2 separate regions of the Mus musculus genome follow, and region 1 is linked to region 2. Evidence: chromatin loops called from intact Hi-C (ENCODE). Cell type or tissue: heart. All regions are shown on one strand.

What was found. Hi-C counts contacts between places; a loop is a spot of excess contacts. Peaks named below come from ENCODE experiments on the same cell type or tissue, not always from the same donor. Only the 100,000 strongest peaks of a DNase experiment are listed, where the experiment ranks them.
Region 1: it touches region 2 in a loop (2.0-fold over the local background); 4 of 42 quality-filtered maps call a loop at or near these places.

The regions. Positions count from the first base shown.
Region 1 is chr17:28,949,256-28,954,255 of GRCm38, reverse strand. It overlaps Kctd20 (potassium channel tetramerisation domain containing 20), which reads right to left and starts at 1,820. Exons shown (of 8, transcript NM_001356300.1): 1 at 1,687-1,820. In heart, a CTCF peak has its summit at 2,006; DNase peaks (open chromatin) are centred at 685, 745 and 1,835; H3K4me3 peaks cover 2,779 bases; H3K27ac peaks cover 3,168 bases.
Region 2 is chr17:29,005,743-29,010,742 of GRCm38, reverse strand. It overlaps Stk38 (serine/threonine kinase 38), which reads left to right and starts at 2,748. Exons shown (of 14, transcript NM_134115.3): 1 at 2,748-3,032. In heart, no CTCF peak of the experiment used is centred here; DNase peaks (open chromatin) are centred at 1,312, 2,792, 3,202 and 3,812; H3K4me3 peaks cover 1,993 bases; H3K27ac peaks cover 2,054 bases.

The DNA of each region.
Region 1 (5,000 bases), 56 kb after region 2:
TTCAAGGACTCCGACTTTCCCATCTTAAATCATTTAACATCATCCAAACAGTTCCCTCAGTTTCTCACTCCAATTAGCCATGGAGGTGTGGGGAGACCCCATGTGTGGCAGGTGGGAAACACAAAACAAGTCAGGAAACTCAGCATTACAGAAAGGCACACTGTTTTTGTACGTCATCTACAACAACAACAAAACCATCAATAAGTAGCCAGACATCCAAAGCCACCAAAGCCAAGAAAAACGCCAAACCCTCATGGCTACCTTTAATATCCCTGTGGAGTCTCAAGAGACATCAAGATGTAGAAAACACCTTTGGCAGATGTGGAGGTCATCCAACCCTCATTTCTGCCAGACAGCAAGGGAATTCTGAGCCACGCTTGGGATACTGTCTCTAACATGCCTTACTTCAGTTGTACTGTGTAAGCTAGGCATCATTCAGATATTCTGTAGCTAGTGAATTGATACCCACAACTAAAAGCCCATAAATACTACTGATGCTGGCACATCCCAGGGAATCAGAGACCCCCCAGGCTCCGGGCACTCCCTGGCTGATACCATGAGAAGGAAAGCAGAGAGCTGAGGTGGGAGCCAAGACCTAATGACATGCTCAAGCTCCCACGATCCTACCAACAGGCTCCTGAGAGAAACAAGGTGGGTTAGCCTGATCCACGCCATCTTTCTCCCACCCAGGCAATAACAGGATATGGATAAAAAGCCATTTCCTGCTCTCATGTAAGGGCTCCAGAAAGCACTATCCTTTCTCACACAGCCTTCCGAATCAGGGCTTCTTGACTCCCGACTGATTACGGACAGGAGAGGAGTAAGTCAACAGAAAGAAAAGGACATGAGACAGTATTTACAGTCCTCAGGCCAAGCTAATCTTGGTTTCCTAAGGTCCGGTTCCTGGCTTACCAAGGCGGCCCAAGCGGGGTGGTTGCCTGCCAGCACTAGTAGACTCAGGGGTCCACCCTAGATTTCTAGAATTAATTTCTGGGAGCCGTGCTAGCGACCTGCAAAACGCGTTTGAGAACTGCTACTTTAAGATTTTGTTTTTGTTCCTCTGGAGTGGGGTTGACGTTCTAATTCAAGGTTCGTCACAACTAATATTATTCCAACATTCTGTTTGGGAGATCATTTAAAAAGAAATCTCAAATTTCTAGGTAAACAATTGTCTATCAGCAAACAGACACCGTGAAAGAGCTTGGTTGGTCAGAGTTCCTGGCCTGTCTGTTAGTTCGTTTGCTGAATTCTCACTTAAAAGATTAGATTTACTTCTAAATAGTAAATCAGCCCAATCCAGGAATGTTCAGAAAGAATGACAAATTCCCACAAAGGGGAGGAGGTGTCCTCATGGCGCAAGCCTGACGACACTGTCTGCTATAAAAAGTTCTTATATGCAAGAAAAAAATCTCCCAGTTCTGCACTAAGCATGGGATGACAACAGAGGGGCGACAGGACCGACAGAAGATTCCAGAGGTTCTGGGAAAGCGCGACCAACCTTCCCCAGCCTGGGCTACCGGTGGCCCTGCGTGGTTGGTCGGCAGCCTCGCCCGGCTTCTCCTTTCTCCCCAGGCCGGGGAGGAGCCCGCACGGGGCCTCTCAGGCCGCAGCGTCGCGCCCGCCGCCATCATCAGCCCGCGCCATCACCTGCCCGCTCGCCCGCCCACCCTGTCACTCGGCACTCACCGGCCGCTTGCTGCCGCGCTCTCCGACACCGAGCCCCGAAGCCACCTCCAAGCTCCGGCCACCGCGCGCCCCCGCCCTGGCCGCGGATCCCCGGTTGAGTCACCCGGCCCTTCAAAACAAGAGCCCCGCCCACCGCGGGGCATGCCGGGAAGGCCGCGCGGCTCGCCCCGCCCCCGCCGCGGACTCCGCCATAGGCCGGGGCCTCGCCTGCCTGCCCGGCCGGCCGGGAACTGGGGCTCTTCGCCAGGGCGGCCCAGTAACGCGCGCCGCCGCCGCTTGCGCTCCATCACCCAAGGGGCTCAGACAGGAAAGCGAGCTGCAGGCTCGAAGGTGAAAGAGGCTGGGTCGCCCCGGAACGCGTGATGCTCACGGAAAGATGAGCCTATCGCCTTTGTGTGGCGGATGGATATGAACTGCAGCCCAAAGACAGAAAAACATCAACAACAACAAAACAAGATAAAAGAGAAAACAAAAACTTCCCCCCAACTCTTGAGTTTCACGGAACAATCTGCGATAGCAAACAAGATTCTACAGGTTTCATGTTACCTGGAAGCAAACTATTAGAAAGCTGGTTGCCTTGCTTCCTGTGAACCGCACAAGGGAACCTGAGAGGAGGAACCTGGCTCCATCTCTCAGGGTCACGGGGACTTGTGGCTTTTGTACTTAAGAAAGTTATCAGACCAGTTGATTACACCATCACAATGATTGCACAGACTTCTAGTTTTGGGTGTTTCGTTCTATTGGGGGTTTGCTTGTTTTAACCTTTATTTCCCTTCTCCCTCCTCCCTGGCTCTCCACTCTTAATACATGGGGTGTTCTTTGTTTTTTGAGACAGTCTCCTTTATCCCAGTATGGCCTTGCACCTCTGATCCGACCTTCACCATGTGAGTGATGGATAGGGTTACAGACAAGCCCTACCGTAGCCGAATTATGAAGGGCTCTGGTGTAACCCAGGGCTTCATGCACCCTAGGCCATTATTCTACCAGTTGAGCTACGTCTCCAGGTCCGAGTTCATTTTATTGAGATGTGACGCCGCAGCCCATGTTGAATTTGCTGTGTAGCCAAGGATGGCTTTGGACTCCTCATCCTCCTGTCCCTGTCTCCCAAGTGCTGACATTATTCTACTTTAAAACTGCTGCTGAGCACTAAATAAACTAATAAAACCACGCAAAAAAATATAGGGAATACCTGTGTGCACAGCATTAATCCTAGCACTTGGGAGGTAGAGGCAGGAGGATCAGGAAATCGAGGTCCCCCTTATTTGGCTTATGTTGCTTCTGGGGGGGGGAGGGGAGGAGGGGGACGGGTCTACCTTGCCCAGTTTCCCCCATACCACCTGTCACTAAGGGAAGTCAGGGAATCCAGTCAGGAAACTGGGTCTACAAAGTGAATTCCAGAACAGCCAGGGCTACACAGAGGAAACCATGTCTCAAAACAAACCAAATACGACCACCAACACAGTAATGTCACAAAAAAGCCAACACAGTAATGAGATCATGTGCTGGCATCTCTGGGCCTTGGAACTACAGAGAACATACCCACTGATTAAAATTTCATTCCAAAAGTTTCCTCTTCTAATCCTGTGCCCCTGTGCAGTCTCCATACCCACGGTGGAACTACTGCCTTTCTTGTTCTGAATACAGGACAATCAACTTCCTCTTTCTTTCATTTCCAAGCTCCCCTCACCCATCCTGAGCCAACACTTAATACTTGTTATCCATCGCCCAGAGGGGATCCAAGATAGCACATACTTAACTAATAGTGAAGAGTAAAAGGGTTGTCTTTTGATTAAATATCATTAAATCAGACATGACACCGATTTTGGATGAATATCAATTATAGGAGGCATATGAGAAATGTGTATTAATGTCGACTTTTGTCACTTTAATTTAACTGTATCCTCAGTCAGGCTGAGTTCTGAGTTCCAGGCCTGCCTGGTCTACAGAGTGAGTTCCAGGACAGCCAGGGCTACACAGAGAAACCCGGTCTTGAAAAACAAAGAAACAAATTTAAGTGTATCCTCAAATATCTGAACTAGGTTCATCATCTGAGACTGTAACCCTTCCTAAAGACAGATTGGCAGGCCTGGAACTTTCATTGTTCATAATGGCTAATTTGAAAAGTAGCACAAGTCCATTCAATTAATGGGGTTAGTACATTTCCTAAAATATTGCACCTGCTGCTGGTAAATACTATAGAACACTGAGATTTCTTCATGATGTTTTACAGCCCTTAAAACTTCTCACCAACCAAGGACGGAAGGTTTAATCATGCAGATTTACACATAAGGAAAACAAGACATAAATAAGTAGTGTTCAAGGCTATTACACTACTGGGCAGTGTTTATAGGATGCACAGGCAGGTCACCTGACCCCAGCTCAATACCCTTGCTTCCTGGGGAACTCCTCTACAATCCTAATAAGTAGAGACTTCTCTTGTTAGTTAGAGAGAAAGAGAGAGTCTCACTCTATAACTTGGCTGGCTTGGAACTTAACTTTGTAGCTTATGCTGGATTCATACCTGTGGCAATCCTCCTGCCTCAAGCCCCTGATTACTAAATTTACACACGTTCACCACTATGCTCAGCCGGTAAAGTGCACACTGCTCAATCATGGGAACCTGGGTTTGGATCTGTACAGAGCCAGGTGCGTCGATCAGCATATGCTGTGCCCTAGCTCTAGAGATGAGAAGACCCCTGGGGCTTGCTGGCCACATAGTCTGGTTAGGTTACTTAAAGAGAGAAATAAATGCAATAAGAAGAAAACCAAGGGCTGGTGAGATGGCTCAGTGGGTAAGAGCACACGACTGCTCTTCCGAAGGTCCAGAGTTCAAATCCCAGCAACCACATGGTGGCTCACAACCATCCGTAACAAGATCTGACTCCCTCTTCTGGTGTGTCTGAAGACAGCTACAGTGTACTTACATATAATAATAAATAAATCTTTAAAAAAAAAAAGAAAAAAGAAAACCAAGTTGCCAGGTTGGTGGTGGCACACACTTTTAATACAAGCATGCAGGAGGCAGAGGTAGGCAGATTTCTGTGAGTTCAAGGTTAGCCTGGTCTACACAGAGAAAATCTGTCTTGAGAAAGAGAAAGAAAAGAAACGTTAAGGCCGGTGAGATGCCTTGGCTGAAGACACTTGCTACAAAGCCATGTATCTAGGGTTCAGTCCTTGGGACCCTCATGATGGAAAGAGAAATCCAGTTTTAGACTTGCTCTCTGACCTCCTACAATGAACACACACAGAGTAAATAAATGTAAATTTAAAAATTGAAAGAGGGGGCCGGAGAGATGGCTCAGCGGTTAAGAGCA
Region 2 (5,000 bases):
CTCTCTTGAAAAAAAATTATCTTTAATTTGTGCCTATGTGTGTGTGTGTGTGTGCATATGTGTGGTAGGGTATATGTATGTGAGTGTAGGTGCCTCTGTGTGTGTGTGTATGTGTGCTTGTGTGTGGTAGGGTAATGTATGTGAGTGTAGGTGCCTGTGGAGGATCTGCGAAAGTTCGAGGCATTTATGAGATCTCCAGCATGAATGTTGGGAACCTGCACAGAGCAATGTATACTCTTAAACACTCATCTCTCTCTCTAGCCCTGTTTTGCACCTCCACACGCAACCCCACTAATTTTTAATTTATGTGTGTAGGTGTGTTGTGCCTGTGTATTACATACGTGCAGTGCAAGAGGAGGCCAGAGGACAACATTGGATTGGAGAGTTTTGGTGTCTTTGAAACCCAATGATGTTATGTTTATATGTTTTTGTCTTAATCCCAGGTGTGGCGTATATGGGGTTGCTTCAGATTGTCCGCAGCCGCTGACTATGTTTGTTTCCTGCTCTAGGAGGGGCGTGATTTTTATTTTAATCAGATTCAGATCGTTTATTAGTATGGCCTTCTAAGGGCTCTTGAGAAAGTGTAAATGCAAGACCCTTGAGAGGGCCTGGAGTGGCTGAGGATCCCCTGCTCCTGGTTTCTCTTCCTCTTCTTCCTCCCCCAACCCTGCTTCTCCTGCTATTGCTGGATTGAAGCTATTCTGACAACTAAGATTAGACTTGCCCCCAAGGAACTGAATGCCCTTGAGCAGTCTAAAGAGGTCTATGTCCCCTTTCCCCTCTAAGTTTCATTCTGTCCTATTTAGTGTTGGACAATTGGAAGGGCAGTAGATATATAAGAACCCTATAAAGTAGCCAAAAAAAACACATCTACATCAGATTTCCTGAGGCTGGAGTTACAAATGGTTGGGAGCCATCATGTGGGTGCTAGGAACTGAACTTGTGTCTTCTGTAAGAGCACTCACTGTGTGGTTTTTTGTTTGTTTGTTTTTTTTTTTTTTTTTTTTTGGTTTTTTGAGACAGGGTTTCTCTGTGAAGCCCTGGCTTTCCTGGATCTCACTCTGTAGACCAGGCTGGCCTCAAACTCAGAAATCTGCCTGTCTCTGCCTCCCAAGTGCTGGGATTACAGGTGTTTACCACCACTGCCCGACTCTCTGTATGTTCTTAACTGCTGAGCCCTCTACCCAGCCCCTATAGTCTTAGGGGGCTATTTGTATGCACACAGTGAAAGCACCAGGCCAACGCACACCAGTGCCTGAGAAGCACCAGGCCATTGCACATCAAGCCCCATTCTGGATCTGTGTTGGAAAAAGTACTCAGAGTCAGCTGATGAGCGTTGCCCTGTGGGGAAGAGGAAAGGGGGAAGTAGCAGCAGGCACCACTACCCCTGCTTGGGAATTTATTTTCAAATGAGAGACATGATGTAACCCACATCAGGACTTGAGAGGCTAAGGCAGGAGGATTTCGAGAGTTCAAGGTTTACCCTCAGCAACACGTTGTTTGTGTTACCCTGAGACCCTGAGCTACATAAGACTGTCTCAAAAAAATTTTAAGAGGCAAAAAAAAAAAAAAAAAAAAGTAAAAAAAGTATTAGCAAGATAATGAATTCAATAATTACAATGCAATTAAAAACAAAATCAGCCGGGCGGTGGTGGCGCACGCCTTTAATCCCAGCACTCGGGAGGCAGAGGCAGGCGGATTTCTGAGTTCGAGGCCAGCCTGGTCTACAAAGTGAGCTCCAGGACAGCCAGGGCTATACAGAGAAACCCTGTCTCGAAAAACCAAAAAAAAAAAAAAAAACCAAAAAAAAAAAACCAAACCAAAATCAAAGCGGGGGTGGTGGTGGTGGTGGTGGTGGTGGTGGCGGTGGCACACACCTGCTGTAATCCCAGCACTTGGGAGGCAGAGGCAGGTGGATTTCTGAGTTCGAGGCCAGCCTGGTCTACAAAGTGAGTTCCAGGACGGCCAGGGCTACACAGAGAAACCCTGCCTCGAAAAACAAAAAACAAAACAAAAAAACATAAAAGAAAAGGGAAAATCAGAACACTTACTAGGGGCGGCTTGGGAAGTGACTAACAGGAGGGAGCTCTCTTCTCGCTTGCTCCCAGAGGACTCCTTTCTAGGGAGCCATTCATCGTTTTTTCAGGACTTTAAAACTTTCTAATCGAGGGCACTGGGCTCAGTTCTCTGGAAATCAATGAGAGGCTTTAAGTTGTGCACAATGGAGAGGTGTTAGGTGTGAGAGATCACCTGATCCCAAACAAAGGCACGTTAATCCTTTACAATAACGAAAAATAGGAAGGGCCACGGGTTCCAACAGACTTATGGCCACAATGATCTGAAGTCAAGGAGGATGGGGTAAAACTCAGATTAAATTTCAGAGAACTAAAGACATCATCCAGCGAGTGCACGCCAAATGCTAAATCCCCGTCACGGTAGTTGATTGCATTGGTTTAGTTGATAGAGAGCCAATGTTAATTTCCGGGTGCAGAGCCCGGTGCCTTATGTAAGACCTTGAGGGAAGCTGGGTGGGTGTTGGCTTTTACGGAACTTCCAGGTTTTCGTTTTGTAACTTCTGGCGAGTCTATAATTATTTCAAAAGAAAAAGTAACATAACAAAGGCCAGCTAGTCCAGCCCATCACAAAGCCACCAGGGAGCCCGCCCCGCTCTGCACTCGTAGGGCCTCCTCGGCTAGGCGCAGTCGGGTGAGGGGTGAAATGTGGGCGGGGCGCCGCCGCGCACGCGCAGTCCCGCTGCCCGGCGAGCGCCGCTGGCGGGGGGCGCATGCGCAGTCTCAGCCGCGGCGGCCCCTCTCCACAGTCTGAGGGGGTACCGGGGGAGCCTTGGCCCCTCCGCGCCGCCGTCTTTTCCGGCAGTTGGGGTTCTTCCTTTTGTCCTGTCCTGTCGCGGATCGGCAGCTGCGCTCATTCGGAGTCCCCGGCGTGTCGCGGTCGCTCTGGAGCCGCCCGCACGTCGCGTCTGCGCCGTCTCTGTAGCCGTCGGCCCCGCGCCTCCCTCCCCCCTGGGTCTGGTGAGTGTCTCCCGGCCGTCGCCTCAGGCTTGCCGCCTCGTCCGGCCGTCCCACAGCTCCTGTGCACTCCAGGGCTCCTGTCAGCGTTCTCTCTGTGGTCCCCAGAGCCCCCTTGTCCGTCCCTCTCTTTCTACGCCTCTGTCCTCAACCGGGACAGGCAGCCGCTCCCTCCTTTCCTAGTCGCCAGCTTTGTGTGTCTGCTGCCACCGGCTCGTCCCCTCTGACCTCGGTCAGTACCACTCTGCACCTTAGGATGAGAGAACCAGAGGGTGTCTGCACTTCGAGAGCTCCCCCCACCCCGGGGTAGGTGTGGGACCTTGGAGGCTGTCCCCCTAGTCCGCGATCAGGGGGTACCGGGCTTCCCCTCACCTTAAGATCCCCGCCCGTGGACTGCAGACTGTTAAAATTCGAGAAAAGGGACCGAGCTGGAGGACAGGGAAAAGTGGCAGAAGAGTCGGAGGAAAAGTGTGTCAGAAAGCGCATAACGGCTGCTGCCAGCGGCGCCCTGCAAAGGACCCAGAGACATAGGGGAATCTTGCTCTTTTTCAAGATGAATAGGAAGGTCAGCGGCGTGAAGTAGCTTCACTGCTTCCTCTTCCTTCAGCTCACCTTGGCTGTGAAGTAGCCAGTACATACGGTTTCCCTAAACAAAAAAAACAAAACAAAACAAAACAAAAAAAAACAAACCACATCGCTGCAAGAATAGCTCCCTGCCCCACCCCACCCAAACATCAGATAGCAGCTTCCTCCTAACCCGATGGCTCTGTCCTCAGACTCTGGACAGCACACCAGTGTACACACACACCCACTTCAACATCAGGCATGTTCTCCACTCCCGGGAGTGGACTTCACAAATGGAGCATTTTGTCTGAGATGGGGTCTGAATGTGTACCTATGCCTGGCCTGGAATTTGCTTTGTAGACTAAGGTGGCCTAGAACTCACGGAGATCCTCCTGTCTCTGCCTCCTAAAGGAATATGCCTCCACAGACCAGCCCACTTGTGACTTGTGACTTTACTTTTCTTTCTTCCTTCCTTTCTTCCTTCCTTCCTTCCTTCCTTCCTTTCTTCCTTTTTTTTTTTTTAAAGATTTCTTTATTTATTTTATGTATATGAGTACACTGTAGCAGTACAGATGGTTGTGAGCCTTCATGTGGTTGCTGGGAATTGAATTTAGGACCTCTGCTCGCTCTGGTTGGCCCTTTTTTTTTCCTTAATGTATTTTTTTTTTTTTTCTTTTTTTCCGGAGCTGAGAACCGAACCCAGGGCCTTGGGCTTGCTAGGCAAGCACTTTACCACTGAGCTAAATCCCCAACCCCTCCTTAATGTATTTTTGTGACAGGGTTTCTTTGTGTAGTGCTGGCTGTCCTGGAACTTGCTGTGTAGACCAGTCTGATCACTAACTAGGAGATCCACTTGCCTCTGCCTTCCTCTTGTGACCCTTTTTTTGGGTGTGTGTGTGTGTGTGTGTGTGTGTATGTGTGTCCGAGACAGGATTTCCCTGTGTAGCCCTGGCTGTCCTGGAACTCACTTTGTAGACCAGGCTGGCCTCGAACTCAGAAATCCACCTGCTTCTGCCTCCTGAGTGCTGAGATTAAAGGTGTGCGCCCCCACGCCCAGCTCATGTGACTCTTTAAGGAGTAGCCATGGCTTCATCTTGAATTGCCCAATGAAAGAGAATAGACCTTTGGTGACAAGGAAATAAAATGTTGGTGCAATGGTTTTTGTAGAGATGGAGGTACCATTGTAAAGTCATCCAGCCAGGCATAACTCTATAGTGAATAAAACAGTTGGCTCTTGTGTGAGCTCATTCTGAGGTCCCAGTCCCTAGTGCTGAGTTTTATGAAGCGTATATGCTTTGTTAAACTGAACTAAGACTTTTTTGTCCACCATCCTCTAACTCTGCAGAGCCAAAGGAGCCTGAAGTAAGTAGGATTCCAGTGGCTTATAAGACAGGGCAGGAAGCTTGA